Regions from separate parts of the Homo sapiens genome. Here region 2 is linked to region 1. The links are chromatin contacts, found by POLR2A ChIA-PET in ENCODE. All regions are on one chromosome and are shown on one strand. The core of a region is the stretch at or near the end of the contact, and the rest is flanking DNA. Distances in the headings are between cores, read along the strand shown.

Region 1 (6,268 bases), core at 1,749-4,248:
GGGGTATATCTGTTAATGGAATACTATTCGGCAATAGAAAGCATGAGCTACTCATGCATGCCACAACTGTCTAAATCTCAAAAAGTTTTGTTGGCTAAAAATAAGAAAACAATCATTATATGCTTTGTGATTCCATTTATAAGAAATACAAGGATAAACCTAGCCTACAAAATAGACATCAGAAAGTGGTTGCCTCTGGGGTGCTTGACTAGAAAGGGACATGAGGAAACTTTCTGGGAGGATGGAAATGTTCGAAAGGTCATACAAATTCACGCAAATGGGTACAGCTGTCAAAACACACAGAAGGGAGGAAGGGAAGTCAGGAGGGAGGGAAGCAGGGAGGGAGGGAGCTGGCAGGCGGGCAGGCAGGCAGGCAGGCAAGACAAAACAAATGCCTTAGAATAACAAAATTTCAGACCTGCAAGAGTCATGCAATCACCTTGTAGTTCCTTCCCCTTTTATAACATCCCTGGCAGTGGGATGGTTAATCTTTCACCAAACACTCCCAGAGACTGGTAACATGGAAACTCATGAGAAAATCAGTTCCATGGCTGAGTTAGAGGGTGACTTTGATAATTATAAAGTCCTTTATTCTGAGCTAAAATTCTGCCTGCTCTCAACTTCTACCTTAGGTATTTCTTTTTCTTTCTTTTTTCCTCTTCTTTTTTTGAGACAGAGTTTCACTCTTGTTGCCCAGGCTGGAGTGCAGTGGCGCGATCTCAGCTCACTGCAACCTCCACCTCCCGGGTTCAAACAAGTCTCCTGCCTCAGCCTCCCAAGTAGCTGAAATTACAGGCACCCCTTAAGTATTTCTAGACCAACACAATATCAGTGTTCTTTCCTTCATAATTTTCCTCATATATCTCCTTGGTCTTCTCCTCTAGGTTAAAGATACTTAGATCCAAACTTTAGCAAACGCTCAAAGGAAGTGATTTCGAGATCTTGTGACATCCTGATGCTCTGGGCATAGTATTCTTCCTAAAAACGTGATGGGAGGACTTGGACACATAGCTTCAGTCTTTGTCTCATCAGCATTGAACACAGCTGAGTTTATATATAGTAGCATATGTAAAAGTGGGCTTTTTTTTCTTTTTGAGAGGGAGTCTTGCGCTCTGTCACTCAGGCTGGAGTGCAGTGGCACGATCTCGGCTCACTGCAAGCTCCGCCTCCCGGGTTCACGCCATTCTCCTGCCTCAGCCTCCCGAGTAATGGGACTACAGGCGCCCGCCACCACACCCGGCTAATTTTTTGTATTTTTAGTAGACACGGGTTTCACCGTGTTAGCCAAGATGGTCTCGATCTCCTGACCTCATGATCCGCCCGCCTTGGCCTTCCAAAGTGCTGGGATTACAGGCGTGAGCCACCACGCCTGGCCAAAAAGTGGGCATTTTTATGATCTGTGCCTCATTCTCTATCAAGACAGTCCACAGTAACAATCATGCTTTGTACTTGGCCTTGTAGTTGACTCTGAGCTTGGTACACTGTTCTCACGCAACCGAATACAATCAGTATTGCGTGATGCATCAACGCCACAATACATAATACAAAATTCAGGGCTAATAGCCTCTGTTACTATAAGAAAATCAAGTGCAAAATATTCCTTGTCTGACAAGAAATACAGTATGTCGGATGTTATATGTTAACTGGGTTTCTAGATAGATTTCTTTGTAAGTTTATAAATATTCATAATATGACTTAGAGGTAAATCAATAAATCTGTAGCAGATTAGATCAATGAAAACCAGTAGTCAACACTTGTAGGGATTAATGTTTTAATCTAGACCGAAAACGAAGTTTTTCATTTTGGTTGGTAAACCTCTCCTCTTTATTAGTTGTTGTTTCTAAACAACTCTATTTTTTTTTTTTTTTTTTGAGACATTACTTCGCTCTTGTTGCCCAGGCTGGAGTGCAGTGGTGTGATCTCGGCTCACTGCAACCTCCGCCTCCCAGGTTCAAGTGATTCTCATGCCTCAGCCTCCTGAGTAGCTGGGATTACAGATGCCTGCCACCACACCAGCTAATTTTTTATATTTTTAGTAGAGACAGGGTTTCATAATGTTGGCCAGGCTGGTCTCGAACTCCTGACCTCAGGTGATCCACTCACCTCTGTCTCCCAAAGTGCTGGGATTACAGGCGTGAGCCACCATGCCCGGCCTAAACAACTCTACTTTTTAAGTTATAAAAATTATTCAATAGCAGTTTATAAATGCGAGGGGAAAAAGTAAACATTATCCAAATACCCCAGTATAACAACAGTGTAATTCCCCCATGTGTTCACTACAATTTGACATAAACATATACATTTTTTCGGGCGTGGTGGCTCACGCCTGTAATCCCAGCACTTTGGGAGGCCGAGGTGGGCGGATCACCTGAGGTCGGGAGTTCAAAACCAGCCTGACCAACATGGAGAAATGCCATCTGTACTAAAAATACAAAATCAGCCGGGTGTGGTGGTGCATGCCTGTAATCCCACCTACTTAGGAGGCTGAGGCAGGAGAATTGCTTGAACCCAGGAGGCGGGGGTTACAGTGAGCCAACACAGTGCCATTGCACTCCAGCCTGGGCAACAAGAGCAAAACTCTGTCTCAAAAAAAAGAAAAAAAAAAAAAAAAACCATACATTTTCATTTAATTGCAATATATAAGCCTCCCCCATCTAATGATATCATTTGTATTTTTTCATGTAGCTACAAAGTCTTCAGTTATAATTTCTCATGGTTACAAAATATTCATTCCATAAAATAACCATTCCTTAAATAATAGCCCATTGTTGGATACTTAGAATGTTTCTATATTTCTAAATAATGAGTCTATAAATTCTTTCCTCCATTATCATTGGTTCTTTTTAATCATTTCCTTAACAAAGTGTGATTATGACTGCCTCATAAACTTTGAAACAGATTGCCAAATTACTTTTTAATAGACTTATACTGCCACTGTTGGTTTGATGGGATTCATTCCACTTGTCAGTTATGACCTCAGAAGATTTCCTAGGCCAGAGAGCCTTGGGGAATTCCCACTCTGCAGACCAGGCACTACCAAGGTGGGAATTTCCCTAACCACAGTCTATTAAGAGCAAATTAAATACAGGTTTCAGAGTATAGGTTGTGAAACAACCAGCTGACTAGTTCAGATTCCTGACTGTAGAGCCTCCAAAGAGAAACTGATACCCTGCTTCCTGGTCAGTACTTGCATTTGGTTTCACGAAGGAGCTTATATTTCAATCACATGTTAATCTGAGATATCGAGTGACATTCCAGCACAGAATGGACAAAATGGAACAACGTAAAGTATACCACAAAATGACAGCATCACAAGGATTAAGAAATATTATATGATGTCAAAATACCCGACTCCAATAATACTTCATCATTTTTCTACTCTCAATTACAGCCTCAATACATTCTATATATAGGGAGAGAGTTTGCTATATATTTTCAGATACATTTGGTGCCTTTTTATACTCATAACGGACTCATAATGGCAGTAGTAAAGTCATTATGTTATTATGCTTTTTGCTTATGTTCTTAATAATATTTGAAGACAAATGTTAAAAAAAATCTATAGTGAAGATAGAGTTTTTCTTGAGGGTATTAGTTTAATTCCCTCCGTTCCCTATAATTGATATCATACTCAAATTTATCAATGGAAACCAAAAATGGGGGGTGGTGGTGACCTCTGATAATACCGTACACTAGGAAAAGATACATTCCAGAGAACAGGGACACAAGGAAAAACCAATCTGTGACTTCTTAAAGGAAAGGTAATGCTTTGCCTATGGCATCCTATGGCAGGGAGCTGCAAGGAACTCCCGCAGATCAAAGTGGAGCCTCTGGGAACCACCCAGGCTTTGGGGACACAGGGAAAGCTCCTTTGCCTGGCAGAAATTCCCCTTGGCCACACTCGCTCACACCTTATACACAGCCAGATGGGCCAGGTTAGGCAAAAAACACAGGCTCCTTTCCGACTTCCTCTTGACCATAAACCATGGTCTCTCATCTAGGCTTAAAAATGTGTAACAGGAGTCTGGACGCAGTGGCTCAGGCCTGTAATCCCAGCACTTTGGGAGGCTGAGGTGGGCGGATCACCTGAGATCAGGAGTTGAAGACCAGCCTGACCAATCTGATGAAACCCCGTCTCTACTAAATATACAAAAATTACCTGGGCGTGGTGGTGGTTGTCTGTAATCCCAGCTACTCAGGAGGCTGAGACAGAAGAATCACTTGAACCTGGGAGGCAGAGGTTGCAGTGAGCTGAGATCGCGCCATTGCACTACGGCCTGGACAGCAAGAGCGAAACTCCGTCTCAAAAAAAAAAAAAGTGTAACACAGGGTCGGTGCGGTGGCTCATGCCTGTAATCCCAGCACTTTGGGAGGCTGTGGCAGGTGGATCACGAGGTCAGGAGTTTGAGACCAGCCTGGCCAACGTAGTGAAACCCTGTCTCTACTAAAAATACAAAAAAAAAAAAAAAATTAGCCAGGCATGGTGGTGGGCACCTGTAGTCCCAGCTACTCGGGAGGCTGAGGCAGGAGAATCACTTGAACCCGGGAGGTGGAGGTTGCAGTGAGCCGAGATCGCGCCATTGCACTCCAGCCTGGGCGACAGAGCGAGACTCCGTCTCAAAAAAAAAAAAAAAAAAAGAAGGGGGAGATATTTTAAATTAAAAGACATTAAAGAGGCAAAACAGTTAAACGCAATCTGTAATCTGATTGCTGGAGCACCCCCTCAAAAAAAAGTGACAAAACTTTATTGGGGCAATGGCAGCAATTTAAATAGAAACTCCATATTAGTCATTATTACCATATCAAAGTTAAGTTTCTTGGATATGCTAATGACACTGCAGTTATATAGGAAAACAACCTACACAGAAGAATATTAGGAGATAGATTAGGAACAGATGCCAAAGTATATAGAAGCATTACGAGACACCCTCACCTTACTTCAAACCATTCACAGGCTGGGCTCGGTGGTTCACAACTTGTAATCTCAGCACTTTGGGTGGTAGAGGCTGGTGGATCACTTGAGGTCAGGAGTTCGAGACCAGCCCGGCCAACATGGTGAAACCCTGTCTACTAAAAACACAAAAATTAGCCAGACATGGTGGTGCATGCCTGTAGTCCCAGTTACTTGGGAGGCTGAGGCAGGAGAATTGCTTGAACCTGGGAAGTGGAGGTTGCAGTGAGCGGAGATCATGCCATTGCACTCCAGCCTGGACATCACAGCAAGACTCCATCTCAAAAGAATTTAAAAATATTAAATAATAATAATTCGCTCTGGGGGGAAAAGGTACATAAATACACACACACACTCATGCAGCAACAAAAAAGCAAAACAAATGTGGCTAAACGTTAACAACTGGTGAATCTAGTAAATGAAGGGTGACCAGATATGCCTGAAGAATATACTGTTAACTTTTCTGTAGCTTTAGAAAAACCTTTAAAATAAAAAGATGAGGGAAAAAAAAAAGCCACAGACTTAGATTGGGTTACAGAAAAAGAGAGAGAGAAAAAAAAAAAGGAAACCATATTGCTATATAGATGGGAAGCATATGGCAGAGTAGGGTAACTAAAGTCCTAGATTTCACACTGGAGAAATAAAAAGGGAGCCTCAGGAGCCAAAATGCACCAGGAAGATCACAGACTGGGAGGAGCTTAGAAAAGCAACCCCTTAAAGTTGTTCATGAAGTCCTGGATTCTCCTTTGAGAAGTGCATACACGGAGCTGACCCCAAATAGTATACGTAGACATTGAGAGCTGAACTACAGGAGAGAAAACCACCCAACTCCCAGTCTGGTCACTGGCTACTGCACCTGTGGGACAGACCCAAACAGTACTGGAAAGACTTTGAAAACTTCTTCAATGGTAGTTGGAACCTGTGGCCTCAACTCAACCAGGGCAATTGCCTGCTAAAATAAAAAATATCAACATCTCTGTAGGATTTAAACCAACAGCCAGAGTCTCATAAAATAATAATCAAAATGTCCAGGATACAACGCAAAATTTTGCAGCATATGAACATCCGGAAAATTTCAAGTTGCATAAGAAACCTGGGAAAAGACAACAAGATGCCATTGCTAAGAAGCATAGTTGTTGGAGTTATCTGACAAAGACTTTAAAGCAGCTATAATAAAAATGCTGGGCCAGGCATTTTTGGGAGCTGAATCGTGATGATTGTTTGAGCCCAGGAGTTCAAGATCAGTCTGGACAACATAGTGAGAACCTGTCTCTACAAAAAATAAAAAATTAGCTGGGCATAGTGGCATGCATCTGT
Region 2 (6,268 bases), core at 2,147-4,646, 120 kb before region 1:
CCCTCAGCCTCCCAAGTAGCTGGGACTACAGGTGCCCGCCACCACGCCCGGCTAATTTTTTTTTTTTGTATTTTTTAGTAGAGACAGGGTCTCACCATGTTAGCCAGGAATGGTCTGATCTCCTGACCTTGTGATCTGCCCACCTCGGCCTCCCAAAGTGCTGGGATTACAGGCGTGAGCAACCGTGCCCAGTCTCAAAGGACTTTCTTACTTGATGGTAGTTAACATGGGAATATTCCAGCAGCTAGAACAGTACTTGGCACATAGTAAGTGCTCAGTAAATATGTGTTAAAGAAATGAATGAATGAGTGAAGAAATGAACGAATGAAAGCATACAAATTATCAATAGAATAGGTAATCAAGGAGTAGTGGTTTTAAAGAACTGTAAAGCATTCCAGTAAAGTAAGTCCAGTTGGTATTGCTAAATTCAAAATCAATATATTCTCCATTAGTGATATGAATTTAAAATTCTAGGAGAATATGTTCTGTATTTACTTTGCAATTAAATGAACAGAGTTGCATTGTAGTGAAATGATGGGATTTTACCAGATGCTCATGGGTTCCTATCACAGATGATTTTAGACTCACAATTTCAGACAACTGGGCCCATTTTGTATTGAATCAAATCGCCTCAGTTCATGTTTCATTCATTCCTTGTAACTTTTTGTCACCCTCTATTGGGAGACATTCTCAAGACATTACCAAAAATCACCTAACGACAGAAATGTTTGTGTTTACAGCATGGCAACTCACAGTGTGACGTGGGACCAGGAGCACAGATCACTGAAGAGACTGTTAGAAATGCAACTTCAGGCTGGACGTAGTGGCTCATGCCTGTAATCCCAAAACTTTGGGAGGCCGAAGCGGGCGGATCACTTGAGGTCATGAGTTTGAGACCAGCCTGGCCAACATGGTGAAACTTCGTCTCTACTAAAAATACAAAAATTAGCTGGGCGTGATGGCATGTGCCTGTAATCCCAATTACTCAGGTGGCTGAAGGATGAGAATCGCTTGAACCCAGGAAGCGGACGTTGCAGTGAGCCGAGATGCGCCTTTGCACTCTAGCCTGGGTGACAGAGTGAGACCCTGTCTCAAAAAAGAAAGAAATGCGGCCGGGCGTGGTGGCTCACGCCTGTAATCCCAGCACTTTGGGAGGCCGAAGTGGGTGGATCACGAAGTCAAGAGATCGAGACCATCCTGGCCAACAGGGTGAAACCCCATCTGTACTAAAAATACAAAAATTAGATGGGCGTGGTAGCACGCACCTGTAGTCCCAGCTACTCGGGAGGCTGAGGCAGGAGAATCACTTGAACTGGGGAGGCAGAGGTTGCAGTGAGCCAAGATTGTGCCACTGCACTCCAGCCTGGCTATAGAGCAAGACTCCATCTCAAAAAAAAAAAAAAAAAAAAGAAAGAAAGAAATTCAACTTCAAGGGTCCTACCTAGAAACCTGTTTTAACAAGCCTCCATGTGACTCCTCTGGTGCTGAAGAAATTCTTCACACCATACAATAAAATATCATCTGTTACCATGATAGAAGAAACCGTGGCTTTCTCTGGCGACTATAAGTACGGATAATGGGCCAGGGCTCCCTAGCTGGAAGGAAAGTCACTGTCCTGGGGGCAAAGCAGGTACCCAGTGACTGTCCCTGCTGATGATGCACCCCGAGAAGTGGAGCAGGCTGGGATGTGTTTGACACAAAGCCCTCTTGCTGTCCTAATCCACACCCACGCCAATATCCCTCAGCCTCATTTCCTCTTGACAAAGACGGTTCTGTTCTGAGGGGGTGTGTGGGACCAACAGCAGCAGCTGGGGTGGCCAAATGACCGCTCTTGCTTAGAATAGAGAGGGATTCAAAGAATGATCTCTGCCAGATTGCCGGGCTTTGCTGTGTCACATCAGGCTGACACAGATGGCCTTGGCCACTAAGGACGCTGCCTTCTTCCTCACAGAAGCCCGAGGAAATGCCCTGAGAAGGAACAAGGACCAGATAACTACCCGGCAGGGAGTGGCTGGTAGGATTTCAGCTTGAAATGTGATCTCTGGATGCCCATGAGCCAGTGTGGCATTTATTTCCACCGCATCAGGGGTCCCAACCTTGGATAACATTTATATTTCTAGAGCACCTGAAGAACAAAGATTCCAGATTGTAAGGTGCAAAATAAGTCACAAGGGGGTGCCTTCTCACTCACACACAGCTAGCCACAGCTGTCTGCCATCCCAGAGCGTACCCCGAAGCTAGCGCGCCAGCGAGCTAGTTTTAAAGCACAGACAACCTCTCCATTGCTGGCTTTCTTCGAACACCGTGGGTGAGGAAATGAGACAGAGAATGTCTAATGATTAGTTCCTTATGGTCCTTACATTCTTGAAGTATATTCTTTACGCCCGCTGGAACACTTCTGCATTCTTGATAGCATGATTGCAATATAAGTTCTTTCCCTTCTGAGCACTGTCTTTTATTGACACACTAAAATATCCTAGGAGCAGGATGGGTCTTCCCACCTTCCTCACGCCCCTCTTTCCCCACTGCCACACTCTCCGCGCCATTCCTTGTTCTCTTTCTAAGAACGCAATAAACATTTCAGCACAATCTTTTCAATCCACATTATTTATAATATTCCGAACATCCATCGAGCCTGGCTAGAATGCGAAGCAATAAATCAAACTTAACAACAACAAAGAAGGAAGGGGGAAAACCGCCCTTTGGCGAGGCGAAAGCCTGAGACGTTTCATTCCCCGAAGGGTTTAGTTATGTTAGGAAAAGTGAGATGGGGATGAGACCCGAGGTTTAGAATGACATAGAGGCAGGAACTGGAATCTATAGGCATAATCATAACTTTGTATAAACCTCAAACAAACTTACCTCTCTGGGGTGTCATGAGGATAAATGAGATACGTGGGAAGCACTCCGAGTGCCTCGAACGAGAGCAACTGGAGCCCAATTCTCCTTTTTGGGTCCAAAAGGTCATCTTTCTTGGAAGGGAGAGGGCTAAGAGCTCCCCCAACTCCCTGAGCGCCAGTCTTTGCTAATTAACATCCCCTCTGCAGGTTTAACTAAGATGGGGGTGAGCCTGGAAGCAGGGCCTCGAGGTAGGGCTGCTAGGTCCTGGACCCAGTCTCCACCCCCAGCAGGGACCCCTCTCCCCACTGCCAGCGAGGACCACGCCAGGCCACACACAGCCAGGGGTGTCCCTGCAGAATGATTCAGCTCCTGCCGGGGGTGGGAAGTAGAGCTCGTCCCACATCCTTTCCTCATGGCGCTACGCAGGTTAACACTGTCTGACTTTGTCTTCGCAAAGAAAGAATCTAGCTCCACAGTTTGCTGATGATTTCAAAATTTATCTAAACGAATGTGGAGGCCAGTACAGGCTATTGGCTAATTGCAGAATTGGCTTGAGGCCTTTCTGCCTTGGCGATTTCCCACGCATTCCCGTCTCACGTTGGAAATCCAAGCTGTTTGGGAGTGGGCGTGTGTTTGCGTGGCAGGCCTCAATGCAGCGGCTCTGTTGCTGTCTAGTCTAACATGCTCTGCCGTCTGCTCTCAGTGGTCCCTTCTGACAGTTTCCTGGATATAAAGGGGTGCTTCTTTTCCAGTCTTGTTGAATGGTACTGAATATAAGATTAGAATAACTGAATCACAATCCACATTTTAGTCATTACAGTCTCATGTTAGCTCTGGGGAAATGACCATAACCGGTACTTACTCATGAGAATTTTCTACCAAAAAGTCAGACAAGAAAGTCATTTTCTTATGAAAAGTGTCAAATGTGCCACCTACTCTGGCTTTGCCATCCCTCCCCTCTGCATGTTAACCTCACTTGGTCTTCTTAAGGTACAGATAATGCCTTCCTGCCCAGATCTGTTACCTGCTTGCTGGCTTGGGTGGAGGTTAGATCTCAACCACTGTTCTGGAAAGGATTTGATCATCAGCTTGGCTTTGTTCATAACTTCCTGCAGTAAAAAAAAGTCTTCAAAAAACCCAAATTCACGAGTGATATAGACATTTGTTTAAACAAAGTCTTCAGGCCGGGCGCGGTGGCTCCCAGCACTTTGGGAGGCTGTAATCCCAGCACTTTGGGAGGCTGAGGCGGGCGGATCACAAGGTCAGGAGATCGAGACCATCCTGGCTAACACGGTGAGACCCTGTCTCTACTAAAAATACAAAAAATTAACCGGGCGTGTTGGTGGGCACCTGTAGTCCCAGCTACTTGGGAGGCTAAGGCAGGAGAATGGTGTGAACCCCGGAGGCAGAGCTTGCAGTGAGCCGAGATTGCACCACTGCACTCCAGCCTGGGCAACAGTGTGAGACTCTGTCTCAAAAATAATAATAATAATAATAATAATAATAATAATAATAAACAAAGTCTTCAAAAATACAACAATTTCTTTTTTCTTTTTTTTTTTTTTTTTTGAGACGGAGTCTCGCTCTGTCACCAGGCTGGAGTGCAGTGGCGTGATCTCAGCTCACTGCAACCTCCACCTCCCAGGTTCAAGCAATTCTCCTGCTTCAGCCTCCCAAGTAGCTGGGACTACAGGCATGCACCACCATGCCTGGCTAATTTTTGTATTTTTAGTAGAGATGGGGTTTCACCATGTTGGCCAAGCTGGTCTCAGACTCCTGACCTCAAGTAATCCGCCCGCCTTGGCCTCCCAAAGTGCAGGGATTACAGGCATGAGCCACCGCGCCTGGCCCAACAATTTCTTTATGATGTCTCTAAGTCACAGAAACCAACAAAATCATCATTACTTGACTGTTCAAGTTAAGGGTCTCTTTACAACTTCCACTTCTTTTGCTTCTGATGACGCAACCATCCTCTTGAGCTCCGGCCTCCCAGGGCTGAGTGGTTCACCCAGACCTCTGGGGTCCCTTCCTTGGTATATTTCCACTTTCACTCCAAGCGTCCATGGGAACTTCTTTCCTTTGTCTATTACCTCCTAGGTGGAGCTCTTCTGCCTTCCTATTTTCCCCCATCGCCTCTAAGTAAAGGGCTGGCTTCACTGACGCAGGGAGACATCGCTGCTCTCTGTCTCTCCTTTAGTGCCTTCTCCCTGGTCAATGGAGTTCCACTATTCCCACCCTTACCTATTTACATACACCAGCAACTTCTCTTTACTTAGAGGTGTAAGTCTGCTGGAGAGCAGACTGTCTAGCTACTGAACTTCCCATCTGTGTGATCATGAGCCAGCCATTTAACCCATCTGGACCTCACCTATAAGATGGGGATAACAGGTTGGGCGCAGTGGCTCATGCCTGTGATCCCAGCACTTTGAGAGGCCAAGGTGGGTGGATCATGAGGTCAAGAGTTTGAGATCAGCCTGACCAACATGGAGAAACCCCGTCTCTAGTAAAAATACAAAAATTAGCCGGGCATGGTGGCTCATGCCTGTAATCCCAGCTACTCGGGAGGCTGAGGCAGGAGAATCATTTGAACCCGGGAAGCAGAGGATGTAGTGAGCCAAGATCGTGCCACTGCACTCCAGCCTGGTCAACAGAGTGAGACTCTGCCTCAAAAAAAGAAAAAAAAGAAAAAAAAAAAGGGCGGGGGATAACAGTAGCGTATATATAATGTGCTGCAATAATGTCAATGACACAGTAAATGCTCAATAAACACTCACTTATCTTATTATTAAGGCTTTTCCAGTCATGCTTCATGGTGTGCCTACAGCCCCTTCAAATGGGATCTTTTTAGATCAGAGCTCTGGCTGAGGTGTGAGTCAAGGTGGCTGCGGTTTCTATCTACCCCCTGATCCCACCCATCAAGCCATAGGGCCCTGGGCATGCAGGGCAAGTTCAGCCGATCCACAGGCTGGCCAGCAGCCCCTGAGTGATTTTGGTCCAGTACATGCAACTGAGCTGGATAAGGATTATTTTCTCTGAAGTTGGACTAGGAAATAAGGAGTGATGCAGGCTTACCAAGTCTGCCTTGGTTCCTAACGAAGGGAACATGTTTCTTTAAAGTAACCCCATCTTTTTTTGTGGAAATGTGAGTGATTCTGTTTCATTTTTTCCCCAACCAAAAGATGTCCCAAAGAACAAAAGTTTAATTAATATATATCCCAGGCTACAGATGTATGTGCTTTAAACGAGGGACAGATTTTGACTCAAGGAATACATTTCTAATTGTAAAATTTTGGGTCATCAGCAAGATGACTGAAAGGATCTCCATCACTTCCGAAATTAGAACTTTTAGGCCACTGTTGAGATATCTAAGACATCAACAAAATTAGTTTTTTGTCAGCTTTTCTTGTTTTTGTTTGTTTATTTGTTT

What was found. ChIA-PET counts read pairs that join two places held with the same protein, here RNA polymerase II (POLR2A).
Region 2: POLR2A ChIA-PET joins it to region 1 with 12 read pairs in Panc1. The contact joins two enhancer-like sites. POLR2A ChIA-PET finds 5 or more read pairs at or near these places in 2 of 52 experiments (Panc1 and activated T-cell).

The regions. Positions count from the first base shown.
Region 1 is chr17:9,386,218-9,392,485 of GRCh38, forward strand. All of the region lies in intron 6 of STX8 (syntaxin 8), which reads right to left. Among named protein-coding and RNA genes, the nearest start is that of STX8, 190 kb to the right of the region's middle. Within about 2 kb of position 2,999, at least 2 of the 41 ENCODE cell types and tissues checked have a DNase peak (open chromatin) inside an H3K27ac peak, as active enhancers do.
Region 2 is chr17:9,270,360-9,276,627 of GRCh38, forward strand. The region is part of intron 7 of STX8 (syntaxin 8); the gene reads right to left. Among named protein-coding and RNA genes, the nearest start is that of NTN1, 250 kb to the left of the region's middle. RefSeq lists an enhancer at 2,641-3,142. Within about 2 kb of position 3,397, at least 4 of the 41 ENCODE cell types and tissues checked have a DNase peak (open chromatin) inside an H3K27ac peak, as active enhancers do.